Linked DNA regions of Homo sapiens: region 2 is linked to region 1. Evidence: chromatin loops called from intact Hi-C (ENCODE). Cell type or tissue: Caco-2. All regions are shown on one strand. Links, peaks and the distances in the headings refer to the core of each region. The heading gives the core; the rest is flanking DNA. Region 1 overlaps ANKFN1 (ankyrin repeat and fibronectin type III domain containing 1). Region 2 has its middle 27 kb from the start of ANKFN1.

Region 1 (2,919 bases), core at 198-2,697:
TCATCTTTCCCCTCCCCCAGACTGAATGTCAGTGTTTGAAAGCCAAGCTTAACCCTGGGGATTTGAGAGGGAGTGGCAGGGAATGGGTTTTACTCAGGTCAAAATGAGTCTAAAAGATACATAAGCTTAAGTGGACCTTCTTTCTTTATTTTTTTATTAAGTGGGAGGGAGTTAATTATCTCTCTCTGTGCCATAATTTCTATTCCTGTTTGCTGATCACCCCCACCCACCTTTTGAAATGAAGAGTAATACAGGAAAAAAACCTATATCCACGTTTGTATTAAGCAAATATTTTCTAACTTTTACACCCAGACTACCATCTACCATTATTCTTTGATGTCTGCAGGATTTTACTTATACATAGTAAGATATCAAAATAAGTGCTCTATTGATTGAGGACCTACTTCATATTGTCATTTTTCAGTCTGGAAAAGGTTACTTATAATATGACAGGGTAGGAATTTTGAGTGCCAGACAGTTAGTTCTTGTTGGTTTGTTTGTTTTTGTTTTGTTTTGTTTTTACAAGGAGAGAGGTAAAACTAACAAACAAAAAAATAACAACTAACAAAACACCTAGATATAACTGGTTGGGAGTGAAGACACTAACACTCATGGACATCAACACCTTGAAATCCCCTGTGTTGTCACAAAGATGATGCCACTGTACCTGGTGCTGTGAGGTGGTGAGTTGAGTTGTTTGGGGAATTTCCTATACACATTGCAAAGCCCTTGTGAGACATCTTCAGAAATGAGCAACTCAGCTCATGAAGTCAGAGCCAGTGAGGCCAGTTGACAAGCGATGGTGAAGTCCAGATCCCCACCTGCCTTCACTGGATAAAATGCCTTGTCACCATCCATTTCCACCATTCCCCACTCCCTCCTTGGACTACTCAGATATGCTTACTCCTGCAGTCCCAGCTGTAGAACTTTCCAGCCCTATGCATTCAGTTATCAATCAATGGAGATCTCAGCTGCACTTGGGCTGGAGCAGGACAAACCAGCCTTTCTTTATGCCAACAGGGAATGCTTGAAATAACTTGACACACAACTCTGATTGATGCAGCCACAGTTTACACTCCACACTTCAGACGGTTTGAAATGGCTAGAATTAATAGCCTATTATAAGATAGTAGGGGGGTGGGGGAGTTGGGGGTGGGAGGTCTGGGAAAGGGAGGCAGGAGAGAGAGAGAGACAAAAAAATACCTTTTTTATGATCTCCTAATTTAAATCTATTTATTTGATTTTTGCAGAGTGTGACATGAAGGGGGGTACTGGGAGGGGAGGATTGTTCTTATCACCCTGCTGTGAGTCCACTGGGGGGCTCCAGCCAGCTTGGCACCAACTTAATGCATTTTTCTAGTAAATGATGCGAATCCATGTGGCTGGGCAAGGAGGGGTTAAAGAGGCTAGGGAGTCAGGGACTGAGGGAGGGAAGAATGGCAATCGCTTGGTTCACTTGCTTTCATGCCAGGTTCTGCTAGCCAGCTGGAGAGAGGGGAAATGGAGTTTAAAACCCCTGGTAAGGAATTTTTCCTTGGTCTGAACATTGTTTAAATTCCTGAAGTGGGTGATCCCTGTAATAAATACCTTGGACTTTGTAAGACAGATATATTTACTCAAGTTTAAAGTTTGGATTTGATGGATATGCACTTGGGAATGCACGGGATCGGAGTGTTTGTTATAGGTTGGAACCCATTCAATGCGCACAAGGAGTTAAGAGAACTCCATTTATAGCAAAGCAGACTGTCTTCACCATTCTTTGTGGTCACTATGTCAAAGTCTGTACTTGATCCCTTATTTCGAATATCGTTGGCCCTCAAAAGACATTAAATGAGAAAGAGAATTTGGCCCAAGGTACTCAAAGCACTTTTTTAAGACTTATGTGCAAATGGAGCCTTGAACTAGGTCACCTGTCTTGTATGTAGGAAAACACTTCTTTGAGGAGAGAGTAGATAATATGAAGCAAAGGACAAAGATGAAGGTAGAGCCAGAAAGAGCTGAACACTCCAGCTTATGTTCTATTTTTCCTGTAATGTCACTGCCTCAGGACTGATTACATATTGTAAGAGAAAAAAATTCATCCTATCATTGGGAGTATGGAGTCTCACAGGACACAATGCCTTTTGTCCAGATTGAAACACTTGCTATTCCCCTAAAGAATGTTACTCAATCCTATAACTTAAAACAAGCAAGCCAGGTAATTCCAAGAAGGCCAGGTTGGAGTTTCCAGGAACTCATGCCAACTTTGCCCTCCTTGACTGTAGAATCGTAGGGATTTCCCCAGAGCCCCCAGGTGAAAGGCCCCCCTGCCCTTTTCTCCTTGGTGAATGACATGATTCCAGCCTGACCGGCAGAGTGAACAGTTGACTAGCCACCACGGATTCTGTTCAACCATTTGGTTTGGTTTTCCCAAGGGGGTTCCCATCTAACCACAGGCCTATGCCAGAGCTACATGATCTTGCCAAGCTTCACGGGGTCCATGTTTAAGGGGGTGCAGCCTCAGGCCACTGTGTGCATGCCCTTCTGCCACTGCCCAACAACACAGATGGAATTTTGGTTTCCCAGCATGGGAATGAATGCCCATTTTCCATGATGCATATGTGTGATGTGAAAAATCATCTCACCTTGGGCTTAAATAGGCCTCTCAGAAGCAAGAGCCAAGTACAAGCTGGAGACTCCTGTTCCATCTTCCCTGTTGAAATAGGTTACAAGGGAATATTTTTCATAATCCACTTACAATGAATTTTCCTGCTTTGGCTGATGCTCAAGCCCACACATCAGTGACTCCCACGTTCCAGATGACTTAGTTGCAGGAATCAGAATGTGCCTCACAAAATAAAAGATCAATATAACATTTGTTTGAGAAACCACATTCCTCTTATAGGCTGAAGTACGTGATGTCTGCAACAGCAGAAATAA
Region 2 (2,919 bases), core at 295-2,794, 50 kb before region 1:
TAGGAATTGACACTTTTGACCTTTCACTATGGGCAGCCTGAGCTGTGACTTCCCTTGTATCTTTGGTTCCTCAAAGGGAGCTCCAAATCTGGTTGGTCCTCCTATCTCCAGCAATATGCTTTGCACATTGTATGTGCTTAGTAAATGGCTGTTAAATGTATGAAATTATTCCAAGTGAGACTAATACTTGGTATAATGAAGGAACAAAAACCAAAGAGGTGGAAGAACAGTTGAATAAAAAGGAACCTGGGAAAAAAGGAGAAGACTCCCTGAAGGTCTCATAGAAGAAATGAGATTGATCTCTCTTGAAGGGTGAGTAGGACTTCCATAGTGGGATTACTAATAATTATAATGATAACTAAAAGGTATTGTGTGCTTACCATGTTCCAGATACTGGCTAGACCATGTGCTCATTTTATCCTCATCATAGCCCTGTAAAGTAAGTTGTTTCTATGATAGTTTCCATTTTACAAATGAGGAAACACAAGGAAAGGCACAGAGAGGCCAGTTCACTTTCTCCAGGCATGTGGATCGTTCGGTAATAAAGTTATGATTTGAATCCATCACTGGAACTCCACAGCACACACTTTGAATACTAATGTTCTAAGTAGAGATGGAAATGCTCCAGGCACAGGTAAAGCCATGAGCAAAGGCAAGACAAGAGAGGGAAGCAGCAATGCACCCCACACAGCAGGGGCAGACAGGCCGGCAGGGGCCACCATGGTGCCAGACAAGGCTGGGAAGGTGGTCTGGGGACAGTCCGGGGTCATGTTTTCCCTTCATGAGAATGAAGACTATGAGCCACAGAAAAGAAATACCGAGTCAAATTTGCACGGGGAAGCATTATTTATGTGCTGTCTCTGGCCCCGCCCGGGGCTGCTGTTGTGTGGGGAACGAGGATCCCAGCCAGTGCCCCTGGACTGTTCTGTGGGCCAAGGAGCTCACTGCAAAGTCACACTTTGGAGAATAAAGCTGCTGGTGATGCCCAGAGTGGCCCAAATAAAAGTCAAATACCACATTCAGTCCTCCAGGGGTGTTTTTGCTATTAAATTAAGTCTGGAAAATAAATAATTGTCTTTGGATTTGATTTGAGAGATTTTTGGTCATTGAACACTCAGGAAAAAAAAAGGGGGGGCTATTTCTTGAAAGATTCCTTGACTGGCTCCCCCTGCCAGACGACAGCGGATCACAATGAAGGCATGCTGTCTGCAAAGAGATGCTTTTCTCCCCCTTCTTGACACAATTATCCCAGAAAAATAGAGGGGGGAGGGGAGGCTTCGTCATATGTTCCAATTTTTATTGCTACATTCCTTGGATGGCTCCATATGTTTACCTTTTGCTGACTTTAGACTTGGTGTTCTCTGTGGCTGCTGGCGTCGGCCACAGAATTCTTTCATGTCTATTACTTTATTAAGGAATGTAAAAGCCACATACAGACCGACCAGGGGACACAACAGTAGGAGACACAAATAACCCTGAATGCGCTGGCAAAGAGGAGGCTTCACACCTAATTCTCCCAGATGATTTGTAAGGCTCTCCAGGACCAAAAGGGGGCACTCTTAGCACTTGCTCCCAAGCCCAATCAATAATACCATTTTGATAAGTAAAATAGTGCAGAAACAGCACCAGGCTTTAAGATTGGTCCTGATGAAAGCAGAATGGGGTGAAAGAAACCACCCTCATTACTAGATATTTAAATTTTTTTTCTGACTTTTCATCAACTAGAAATAGAAGCTCTAAATCATGGGGAGACAGTTAAAATTAAATGGGATAAATGCACAAAAAATTGCTTTGCACAATGCCTTGGCATATCTATCATAAATGCTCAAAAAGAGTAGCTATTACATACTCAACTTTTACTACCTCTTAAAAGGGGCACTGAAGCTAGGTCCAGATTGGCTCATAGCACAAGAGTGTAATCATGAAATGGGTCTTTATATTGAATACCATTAGAAGTGAGGGCTAACAGGTAATCACTCAATTCCTACAGTGCACCGAGCACTTTGCATAAATTATCTTGTTATCATGATTTTGTAGATAAGGAAATTGAGGCTCAGGATGACTAAATATATTGTCCTCATATGTAGGAGAGGCGGGATTTGAACCTAGGTCTGTCTGATTGATTCCAAGCCTGAGCTTTTCCTTTTTTAAAATTTTATTTTACTTTTTGAGAGACTCTTGCTCTGTTGCCCTGACTGGACTGCAGTGGCACGGTCTCCGCTCACTGCAACCTCCACCTCCCAGGTTCAAGCTATTCTCCTGCCTCAGCCTACTGAGTAGCTGGGATTACAGGCATGTACCACCACACCCAGCTAATTTTTGCGTTTTTAGTAGAGACGGGGTTTTGCCATGTTGGTCAGGCTGGTCTTGAACTCCTGACCTCAGGTGATCCACTCACCTCGGCCTCCCAAAATGCTGGGATTGCAGGTGTGAGCCACCGCACCCGGCCAGCCTGAGCTTTTTCTATCAGACAAAAAACACAGTTTAGGATCTTCTGCTCATAATGCATTAGTTTCTCACTTAGTCTCAGACCCCCACAATCACTTTACCAAAGCCTGAAGCCAGTGCCAAAAAGCTCTAATCCCTTGTAGATACAATTCCATTTCTATTCAAAGATCCTAACTAAAATTCTTAACTTTTTCAGCAAAGCTTGTTTGTGGAGAAAGGAAGAACTGGGGGCTAGGTAGTGAAGGTAATTCCTATGCCATCAGCCTCCAAAGATGTTTGTTGGTATCTGGAAGATCCTTGCTTGTTTTCCTTTCAATGAGTCTCTCCAGGCTTCTGCACCTGCTATGTAATAGCAAAACTATTGTTATGAAACACACCAAAACCAAGTCCTCAAACTTCACAGAAGAATTCACTTTATTTCAGCACCAGTCCTCTCCCCTTTTCCTTCCCAGGATCTTCACTCAACTTGAA

What was found. Peaks named below come from ENCODE experiments on the same cell type or tissue, not always from the same donor. Only the 100,000 strongest peaks of a DNase experiment are listed, where the experiment ranks them.
Region 2: a loop joins it to region 1, with 8 times the contacts of the local background. A loop is called at or near these places in 2 of 110 quality-filtered maps.

The regions. Positions count from the first base shown.
Region 1 is chr17:56,174,794-56,177,712 of GRCh38, forward strand. All of the region lies in intron 1 of ANKFN1 (ankyrin repeat and fibronectin type III domain containing 1), which reads left to right. Among named protein-coding and RNA genes, the nearest start is that of ANKFN1, 23 kb to the left of the region's middle. In Caco-2, for the core only: no CTCF peak of the experiment used is centred there; a DNase peak (open chromatin) is centred at 1,458.
Region 2 is chr17:56,125,165-56,128,083 of GRCh38, forward strand. It overlaps a transcript of ANKFN1 not described here. Among named protein-coding and RNA genes, the nearest start is that of ANKFN1, 27 kb to the right of the region's middle. In Caco-2, for the core only: a CTCF peak has its summit at 1,562 (motif pointing right); a DNase peak (open chromatin) is centred at 1,477.